2 separate regions of the Homo sapiens genome follow, and region 2 is linked to region 1. Evidence: chromatin loops called from intact Hi-C (ENCODE). Cell type or tissue: Caco-2. All regions are shown on one strand. Links, peaks and the distances in the headings refer to the core of each region. The heading gives the core; the rest is flanking DNA. Region 1 overlaps RUNDC3B (RUN domain containing 3B). Region 2 holds the start of LOC124901690 (a long non-coding RNA gene).

The links. Peaks named below come from ENCODE experiments on the same cell type or tissue, not always from the same donor. Only the 100,000 strongest peaks of a DNase experiment are listed, where the experiment ranks them.
Region 2: it touches region 1 in a loop (11-fold over the local background); 2 of 110 quality-filtered maps call a loop at or near these places.

What each region holds. Positions count from the first base shown.
Region 1 is chr7:87,795,029-87,800,414 of GRCh38, forward strand. All of the region lies in intron 8 of RUNDC3B (RUN domain containing 3B), which reads left to right. Among named protein-coding and RNA genes, the nearest start is that of SLC25A40, 79 kb to the right of the region's middle. In Caco-2, for the core only: a CTCF peak has its summit at 3,018 (motif pointing right); no DNase peak of the experiment used is centred there.
Region 2 is chr7:87,924,612-87,929,997 of GRCh38, forward strand. LOC124901690 (a long non-coding RNA gene) reads right to left here and starts at 2,121. Exons shown (of 2, transcript XR_007060414.1): 1 at 1,960-2,121. RefSeq lists enhancers at 2,039-2,498, 2,159-2,727. In Caco-2, for the core only: a CTCF peak has its summit at 2,518 (motif pointing left); DNase peaks (open chromatin) are centred at 2,110 and 2,470.

The sequences.
Region 1 (5,386 bases), core at 54-5,053:
AAACTTTGAAGACACTTTCTAGGACATTGGTCTGGGCAAAAACTTCTTGAATAATAGTGTCCCACAAGCATAGGCAACCAAAGCAAAAATGGACAAATGAGATCACATCAAGTTAAAAAGCCTCTGCATAGCAAAGAAAACAATCAACAAAGTAAAGACACAACCCCACATAGTGGGAGAAAATATTTGCAAACTATCCATCTGACAAAGGATTAATAATCAGAATATAAGGAATTCAAACAACTCAATAGGAAAAAAATCAAATTATCTGATTAAAAAGTGGGCAAAAGATTTGAATTGATATTTCTCAAAAGAAGACAAACAAATGGCAAACAGGCATATGAAAAGGTGCTCAACATCACTGATCATCAGAGAAATGCAGATCAAAATTACAATGAGATATCATCTCACCCCAGTTAAAATGGCTTCTATCCAAAAGATAGGCAATAACAAATGCTGGCAAAGATGTGGAGTAAACTAAACCCTTGTACACTGTTGGTGGGAATGTAAATTAGTACAACCACTATGAAGAACAGTTTGGAGGTTCCTCAAGAAATTAAAAATAATGGCTGGGCATGGTGGCTCAAGCCTGTAATCCCAACACTTTAGGAGTCCAAGGCAAGTGGATCACCTGAGGTCAGGAGTTTGAGACCAGCCTGGCCAACACGGGGAAACCCCGTCTCTACTAAAAATACAAAAAAAAAAAAAAAAATAGCCAGGCATGGTGGCGGACGCCTGTAGTCCCAGCTACTCGGGAGGCTGAGGTAGGGAGAATTGCTTGAACTTGGGAGGTAGAGGTTGCAGTGAGCCAAGATCATGCCACTGCACTCCAGCCTGAGCGTCAAGAGTGAGACTTTGTCTACAAAACACTAAATAAATAAAAATAAATAATGTTACCCCATATGATCCAGCAATCCCACCCCTTGGTATATACCCAAAAGAAAGGCAATCAGTATATTGAAGAAATATCTACACTCCCAAGTTTTTGCATCATAATTTACAATAGCCAAGATTTGGAAGCAACCTAAGTGCCCATACACAGATGAATGGATAAAGAAAATGTGGTACTTATACATAATGGAGTACTATTCAGCCATAAAGAAGAATGAGATCCTGTTATTTGCAACAACTTGGGTGGAATTGGAGGTCACTGTGTTAAGTGAAATAAGCCAGGAAGAGAAAGAAAAATATTCCATGTTATCACATATTTTTGGTATATAAAAATCAAAACAATTGAACTAATGGACATAGGGAGTAGGAAGATGTTTATCAGAGCCTGGGAAGAGTAGTGAGGGGGGTTGGGGATGGAAGTAGGGATGGTTAATGGGTACAATAAAAATAATTAGAATGAATAAGACCTAGTATTTGATAGTACAACAGATTATAGTCAATAATAATCTTATTTTATATTTAAAAATAACTAAAAGTAAAATCGGATTGCTGGTAACATAAAGGATAAAAGTTTAAGGGGATGGCCCTACTCTTCATGATGTGATTATTACACAATGTGTGCTTGTATCAAAATGTCTCATGTACGACATAAAAACATAACATCTACTCTGTACCAACAAAAACTTTAAAAAGAAAGAAATTCTGGAGGCCAGAAGGCAGTGGGCAAATTTTTCAATGTGCTAAAAGAAAAAAACTGTCAACCATGTTTCATATAGCCAGCAAAACTGCCCTTCAAAAATAAGAGAGACGTTAAGGTGTTCCCGGATAAATATAAGCTGAAGACATTCATTACTACTAGACCTGCCTTGCAAGAGGGAGTCCTGCAAGGTAAAATTAAAGAACACCAGACAGTAATTTAAAGCTGTATGAAGAAATAAATGTATCAGTAAGGATATACCATGGATAATTATAAAATCTTGTAGTATTGTGACAATGGTTCGTAACTCAACTTTTGTTTTCTCTTAAGAGACTAATACATTTAATGAAAACAATTATTAGTCTAAAAGCTAATTTGGTTTGTAACCACATTTTGTTTTCTACATAATTTATGGGACTAATGTGTTTAAAAGTAATATTAGTTTATGTTTGGGGGCACAAAGTGTATAAAGATGTAATTTTGTGACAGTAACGGAAAAGTTTGGGGACATAGCTGTAAAGGAGCAGAGTTTAAAGAATATAAAATATGAATAACTTTATATATAGACTGCATCATAAAATAATATCCTGAATAGATTTGGTTAAATAAGTACATTATTAAAATTTCTGTTTCTCTTTAATGTGGGTACTAGAAAATTAAACTTTTAAAGTCGTTTCTGATGGGTTTCTGGGTGTTTCTGATGGGCAGTCAGGGCTGAGAACTGCTGCTCTATGGGGCTGGGTTAAATTTAAGTTTAAATTTTTTTAGCAGGAGTATTTTATAGATGATGCTGTGGACTTCACATTGTATCATATTTGAAGCACACTGGTTGTCCCACTTTTAGTGATTATAAGATCAGGCAGTGGATTCAGGTGGTGGCAGCCTAGTTTCTCCTATGGAAAAGTTCCTGTCAGCCTTTCACTTAATGGCTTAATTGGGTGAGCATTGCCTAAAGCAGTTGATTAATTAGGGTTTGTAATGGGTGATTTCCCAGCTGTTAGTCATTTCATACTTATTGTCTGGAATTAACTATAAAGAAGAACTTTCCCTCGTCAGTTAGGGTTTTTTGGTGGTTGCCCTGAAATTCAGTTCTTATGGAATATTGTTAAGTTTTAGAGTAAGACACTGATGTCCTACCTCTTTTTAATAGTTTCTAATGACATGATGATTTTTGTTTCTTATTTTTCCTCCTTTTATTATTTTGAACTCGTTACAGTTAGAATTCTTTTGCGATGCGAATTAACTTACATAAGATTTATAAATAAAGGGATGATGTCAATGTAGCAAGGAAATCCCTTGATTCATAGGTTAATGTGTCTCAACAAGTGACAGCAGCTGAATCAAAATACACGAATACAGTCAAATACTACAAGCCACCAACAGATGGCATTCTCTCATTGTACATTATCACCTTGCATTCCACTGGTTTCATTTAACTAAGAGTTGGAGGTGCTTGCTCTCTATTTACTCCATCTTTGTGCATTTTTCCCTTGCCTTCATGGCAAGCCTCAACCCCAGCATCCTCAACCCTTCCTTACTCTTCTGTCAAAGGCTTTCAGTTTGTTGTTGTTAAAATCCAGATTTATTGCAATATTTCTTTTCTATATAGGAATTTAACAAACCTTTTAAATTGAGTTTGTAATTTTATTAGGATTGTTATTGTTTTCCTCTGTGTTCTAGTTAGAAAGATGATTAGGTTTTGAATTGTCATCTTCTGATCCTGACCTCCCCATAGGTCACCCATTTTCTGTATGATATTACAAAACACTTCTTGTTTGTTTTGTTTGTTCCTGCATTATAGTAGAAATGTTTTTATTGTGCTTCTATCACTTACATTTCTTTTTATTTTTGATGCTCAAATTGCCCCATTTTTGTCTAACTGAGGCTCCTTCATGTTGAATCTTGTGTCCTTCTAATATGAACCATTTGTTTTTGATAACTCTTACTTTCTAGCACAAGATATCTCAAGCTCATCTTGTATATTTAGTGCCCCACACCTGCATCATTCACTCCTCTAAGGAGCCAGGGTTTATTTTACATTTTAAAATGGGGCAAATAATGAGTCACTTGATTTTTTTTAAGTTCTAAATTACTCATTAATGTCTCTTTCTTCTTAAAGGATAGTGTCAAGTTCTAAAGTGCAGCCAGGGTTGAAAACCATTGCCACTTTCAGAGACTTGTTTAGATTTAGGTTTAACTTTTTGGGCAAGAATATTTCATTGGTAAATAGGTAAATAGCATAATTTTTGGACATCTGTCTCCTTTTAAGGTTGCTTCTTTCAGTATGTTTTCTTTAAAGGGAAATAATTGTAAAGTTATATAAAGTAAATCTTTATCCCATGACTATGTCTAAAGTTAAAAAAGAAAATAACACGAATGAAGAACATTGTAATATTAATTATGAAGAAGTTAGGATATTCACAAGCCATATACATGTTTTCCAATTCCAGGAAGCTTTAAATGAATAAAGAAGAAGAAATTCTCATTACTCCTCTTGGTATTAAATTGCTTTTGTAACTTCTCTGATATTGTTTTATTAACAGATATTTATTGAGAAAGTATGGTGAGTCAGGCCCAGTTCTAGGCGCTGGTGATTCAAGAATGAATTAAACATATAGTTCCTACCCTTATAGAGTTTATGTTGAGTAGAGGGCAAGGACCAACAATAAACAGATAGCATCTGTCAGATACCTCTTCCAAAGTAGTAAAGAGAAGCTGGAGGTAGGCAGTTCTGTTTTCCTGCTTTTCCTAAGGGAGTCAGGGGTTAGAGTATATGTAACACCTTTATCTTTGGTGACTTTCCCTTTCTTTGACCTTCAGTAATTGCTACCTAGGTATTCTTTCCATTAACATAAAATTCTATATTACTATAGTTATTTTCATGAAGATTGATAGCCTATGATTTTCTCAGTGTGCCGTGTCACAAATAGTACTGGAGCACATTTAAGTACTCACAACCAATACTGGAGTACATCTTAAGAATTACACAAGGCCAGGCGCGGTGGTTCATGCCTGTAATCGCAGCACTTTGGGAGGCTGAGGTGGGTGGATCACGAGGTCAAGAGATCAAGACCATCCTGGCCAACATGTTGAAAGCCCGTCTCTACTAAAAGTACAAAAATTAGCTGGGCATGGTGGCGTGTGCCTGTAGTCCCAGCTACTCAGGAGGCTGAGGCAAGAGATCACTTGAACCTGGAAGGCGGAGGTTGCAGTGAGCCAAGATCGTGCCACTGCACTCCAGCCTGGGTGACAGAGCGAGACTCCGTCTCAAAAAAAAAAAAAAAAAAAAAGAATCACTCAAATCAGACAGTAAGTGGTAAGTGGAAAATTACAACAATTTGCTATATTGCTGATGCTAGTAATTTTTCTAGCATCAGAATTGCTCACTCACACTTTCAAAACTTTCCTCATAGCCCAAGGGCTTTAAATATATTATCTTATCAAAATTAAAAATTACTTCAAGTCATGGACCTTTGGAGTTGCATTGGAATATTTGGAACCACAGATGTTACATCCTTAGATTTCAGGGGTTAGATCCTTATAAATGTCCAACAGCTGAAAGTATAACCACATCATGAGCATTGGCACAGCATCTGGGGTGAGGAAGAAGCAAAGTAGAGGGGAGAGGATAACCTTCAAGCCTGGAGCCACAAGAAAAAGAATCAAATAAATGAACAAGAGAATAACTTTGAATTGGCGAAGTATTACTATCAAAGTCTAGAATATGGATTTCTAGATCTTTTAGAAGACCTCGTACCACATTTTCTTTGTTCACTCACTACTGATGGGCACTTATGT
Region 2 (5,386 bases), core at 320-5,319, 130 kb after region 1:
CAGTATCACCCTAATACCAAAACCAGGGAAGGACATAACAAAAAAAGAAAACTACAGACCAGACATACCAAAAAAAGAAAATTACAGACAGAGAGGAAAGCAGTAATTCACAAAAGAAATACTTGCCGTTCTTTTATTTCATTGATATTCTATTTTGGTAACTCATAAAATTTAAAATGTAGTTTTCCTTAAGTCTTTAGGCTTAGTTCACAATCTTACTTTTTGTTAAAATAAAAATAAGATCATTACTTTCACTGTTCTTTGATTAATATTCAGTTAATTCATAAATTTGACAGAATAATTTTACCCAACATTAAACACTCTATATATAACTGAGGAAAAAACTTTATAATTTATACTTGTTTTCTCAGATATATCAAGCACCTAACAAGTTAGACTTACAAATTTGACAAAAGATATCTTCTTAACCTCTGCTAACATGTGAATGTTTTTGTCCCCCTGCCTCCAAATTCCTATGTTGAGGCCCTAATGTGGTGGTATTTGAAGGTAGGGCCTTTGGAAAGTAATTAGGTCATGAGGGTCTAGCCTATATGATGGAATTAGTGTCTTTATAAGAATAGGGAGAGAACTAGCACTCTGGGCCATGTGAGAATACAGCAAGAAGGTTGCTGTCCACAAGCTAGGAGTTGGTCCTCACCAGATACTAGATTTGCCACGGCCTTCAATTTGTACTTCCCAGCCTCCAGAACTATAAGAAACAATGTTTATTGTTTAAGTAACTGAGTCTATGATATTTTTGACATGGTAGCCTGAGCTAAGACAGCCTCCTAAAGAAAAAAAAAACCTATTTTAATTTTTATTACATCAAGATGATGTGTTTGGCCTATGCAATTATTTTAAACATTTCAAACATCTTAAAAAATTAAAAATTAGAGTATATGTATAGCAGCACGATCATTATAAAATCTGATCAAGTTCATTTTCCAACGAAGAGAACTGAGTAAAGAATTTGGCTCCATCATATAGCAAAGGAAAGTGAAGAACTTTTCCAGGTCCTAGGGTTCTAATTCTCTTTGACTGTAACTATCACAGAACGTACTGCATTAAAGTCTGTTGTATACTACTGAAATCTTGTTCAGGCTACAATTTCCTGAACAATTCTTAACTGTTTCGCTCATTTTGAAGATTTGGGGAATTTTTTTTGTAATGACAGTAAGCTCAATGAAATTTATTTACCAAAAATATGATAGAATGTCCTCTTAGGCAAGAATTTAGGACAAGGAAGAAAAAAGTTCCTCTCTATTGTTTGCTTGTGAAACAATATCTAAGCTACGTCATTAATTCTGGACACCACACTTTAGCTGGGACATTGACACACTACAGTATATTTTGAGATCATATTGATGATGAAGGAACCTGAAGCCATGTCACATGAGGCAGGGGTTAAAAAGAAAATAGGGAATGAGTAAAACGCCTCCAAAGAGCATCATGTAGAAAATTTTTTGTTATGTTTTACCAAACCAGAATCAGGATCAAGGTGAAGGTTACACAAACCCAGATTTCAACCAGGGAGATATTGTGGAAAGAAACTCAGACCTGAAAGCAGGAGATTTAGGTCCTAGGGTACTTTATTACTCGCCATGGGGTCTGGGGGCAAGTCGTTTAAACTCTGGAACCCAGTGCTGTCTTTCCAATAGAACTTTTCTGCATGATAGAAATGTTCTACATCTTAGCTGTCCAATATAGTAGTTACTAGCTACAGGTTCGGCACTTGAAATGCAGCTAGTTTGGTTGAGGATCTGAATTTTAAATTAAATTAAATTAAATTAAAATAGCCACAAGTAGAATTCTGAGAGATTAGTATGGTGGATAGGAGACAGGACTAGCGTGTAGCTCCCGCTCAGACAGACACAACAGTGTGTGGAGACTCACATTGTGAACTTTTGCTCCAAGAACTACCACAGGAACATACCAGGAAAGCCAAGAGAATCCACAGACCTTTTGAAGGAACTGGATCACTGCTGCAGGCTCCCTGAGACACTGAAAAACTGTGAGTCCGCTTGCTTTCTCAACAGGGAGTCTTGTGGTCTGGGCAAGTTGTCAGCCCTGGTCACTGGCGGCCTGGAAATAGACAGTGCTGTTGTGGGGCCTGGTGGGAGTGAAACCAGCCTTTAGGACTGCAGGCTGTGTGGGAGCAGGGTGAGGTCTGTGATTGCTGGTTTTCCCCTACTTCCCCGGTGACCTGTATGACTCAGCAGAGGCAGCCAGAATCCCCCTGGTAATATAACTTTATGGACTGGGAACCACACCCCCAATACCCCACAGCAGCCACAGCAAGCCCCAACCAAGAAGAGACTGAGCTCAGACATGCCTATCCTTGCACCTACCTGGTGGTCTTTCTCTACCCTCCCTGGCAGCTAAAGACAAAGGTCATAATCTCTTGAGAGCATGATGGCCCTGCCCACTGCCTGTGAAACCTGAATACTTAACCAGGTGTCCCTAGGGCAAAGTTTGCATCTTCCCTGTAGGACTGCAGCTGATGTGCTCTTGAAAGCGCCACCTCCTGGCTCGAGGCCAACCAACACAAAACCAGTACACTAAACAAAAACACAACCAAGGACCCTCACAGGGTCCACTTCACTCCCCTGCTACCTCCACCAAAGCAAGTGCTGGTATCCATGGCTGCAAGACCTGAAGCTGGATCACATCACAGGACTCTTTGCAGACACTCCCCAGTACCAGCCTGGAGCCTGGGAGCTCTGCAGGGTGGCTAGACCCAGACGGACAAAAACAATCACTACAGTTCAGCTCTCAGGAAGCCCCATTCCTAGGGGAAGGGGGAGAACACCACATCAAGGGAGCACAGTGTGGGACAAAATATTCTGAACAGCAGCCCTTGAACCTAAGAGCTTCCCTCTGACATAGTCTGCCCAAATGAGAAGGACCAGGAAAACAATTCTGGTAATATGAAAAAACCAGGTTCTTTAACATTCCCAGAAAATCATACCAGCTCACCAGCAATGGATCCAAAATGAGATGAAATCTCTGAATTGACAGAAAGAGTTTAGAAGGATGATTATTAAGCTAATCAAGGAGGCATCTGAGAAAGGTGAAGTCCCACTTAAAGAAAAAAAAAAAAACATGATACAGGATATAAAGGAAAATTCTTCAGTGAAATAGCATAAATAAAAAATAATCACAACTTTTGGAAATCAAGGACACACTTAGAGAAATGCAAAATGCACTGGAATGTCTCATCAATAGAATCAAACAAGCAGAAGAAAGAACTTCAGAGCTTGAAGATAAGGCTTTCAAATTAACCCAATCCATCAAAGACAAAGAAAAAAGAATTTTAAAAAATGAGCAAAGACTCCAAGAAGTTTGGGACTATGTTAAATGTCCAAACTTAAGAATAATTGGTGTTCACAAGGAAGAAGAGAAATCTAAAAGCTTGGAAAATATATTTGAGGGAATAATCAATAAAAGTGTCCCTGGCCTTGCTAGAGATCTCGACATCCAAATACAAGAAGCTCAAAGAACATCTGGGAAACTCGTCACAAAAAGATAATTTCCTAGGCACATGGTCACCAGTTTATCTAAAGTCAAGATGAAGGAAAGAATCTTAAGAACTGAGGCAAAAGCATCAGGTAATATAAAGGAAAACCTATCAGATTAACAGCAGATTTCTCATCAGAAACCTTACAAGCTAGAAGGGACTGGGGTCCCATTTTTAGCCTTCTTAAAAAAAATTATCAGCCAGGCGTGGTGGCTCACGCCTGTAATCCCAGCACTTTGGGAGGCTGAGGTGGGTGGGTCATGAGGTCAGGAGTTCGAGACCAGCCTGACCAACATGGTGAAACCCCGTCTCTACTAAAAATACAAAAATTAGCCAGGCCTGGTGGCACGAGCCTGTAATCCCAGCTACTTGGGAGGCTGAGACAGGATAATCGCTTGAACCCGGGAGGCAGAGGTTGCAGGAGCCGAGATCATGCCATTGCACTCCAGCTGGGGCAACAGAGTGAGACTCCATCTCAAAAAAAAAAAAAATTATCAGCCAAGAATTTTGTATGCAGTGAAAGTAAGGCTTCATAAATGAAGGAAAGATATAGTCTTTTCCAGATAAACAAATGCTGAGAGAATTCGCTACTACCAAGACAGCACTACAAGAACTGCTAAAAGGAACTAAAATCTTGAACAAATCCTCAAAATACACCAAAATAGAACCTCCTTAAAGAATAAATCTCACAGGACCTATATAACAATAACACAATGAAAAATAACCGAAAGTATTCAAACAACAAATAACACAATGAATAGAATAGTACCTCGCATCTCAATACTAACATTGAATATAAATGGCCTAAATGCTCCACTTAAATGATACAGAATGGCAGAATGGATAATAATTCACCAAGTTTCTGCCATCTTCAAGAGACTCACCTAACACATAGGGACTCACATAAACTTAAGGTAAAGGGGTAGAAAAAGATATTCCATGCAAATGGACACCAAAAGCAAGCAGGAATAGCTATTCTTACATTGGACAAAACAAACTTTAAAGCAACAGCAGTTAAAAAAGACAAAGAGGAACACTATACAATGATAAAAGGACTAGTCCAACAGGAAAATATCACAATTCTAAATATGCACGCACCTAACACTGGTACTTCAAATTTATAAAACAATTACTACTAGACCTAAGAAACGAGATGGATGGCAACGCAATAATAGTGGGGGAATTTAATACTCCATTGACAGCACTAGACAGGTCATTAAGACAGAAAGTCAAAAAAGAAACAATAGACTTAAAGTATACCCTACAACAAATGGACTTAACGATTTTTACAGAACATTCTACCCAACAACTGCAGAATATACATTCTATTCATCATTACATAGAACATTCTCCAAGATAGACCTTATGATAGGCCACAAAATAAGTCTCAGTAAATTTAAGAAAATTGAAATTATATCAAGTACTCTCTCAGACCACAGTGGAATAAAATTGGAAATCAATCCAAAAGGAACCCTCAAAACCATGCAATAACATGAAAATTCAATAACCTGCTCCTGAATGATCATTGGGTCAACAATGAAATCAAGATGGAAATTTAAAAATTCTTTGAACTGAACAATAACAGTGACACAACCTATCAAAACCTCTAAGATACAGCAGAGGCAGTGCTAAGAGGAAAGGTCATAGCGTTAAATGCCTATATCAAAAAGTCCGAAAGAGTACAAATAGACAATCTAAGGTCACACCTCATGGAGCTGGAGAAACAAGAAAAATCTAAACCCAAACCCAGCAGAAGAAAAGAAATAACCAAGATCAGAGCAGAACTAAATGAAATTAAAACAAACAAACAAAAGTACAAAAGATTAATGAAACAAAAAGCTGGTTCTTTGGAAAGATAAATAAAATTGA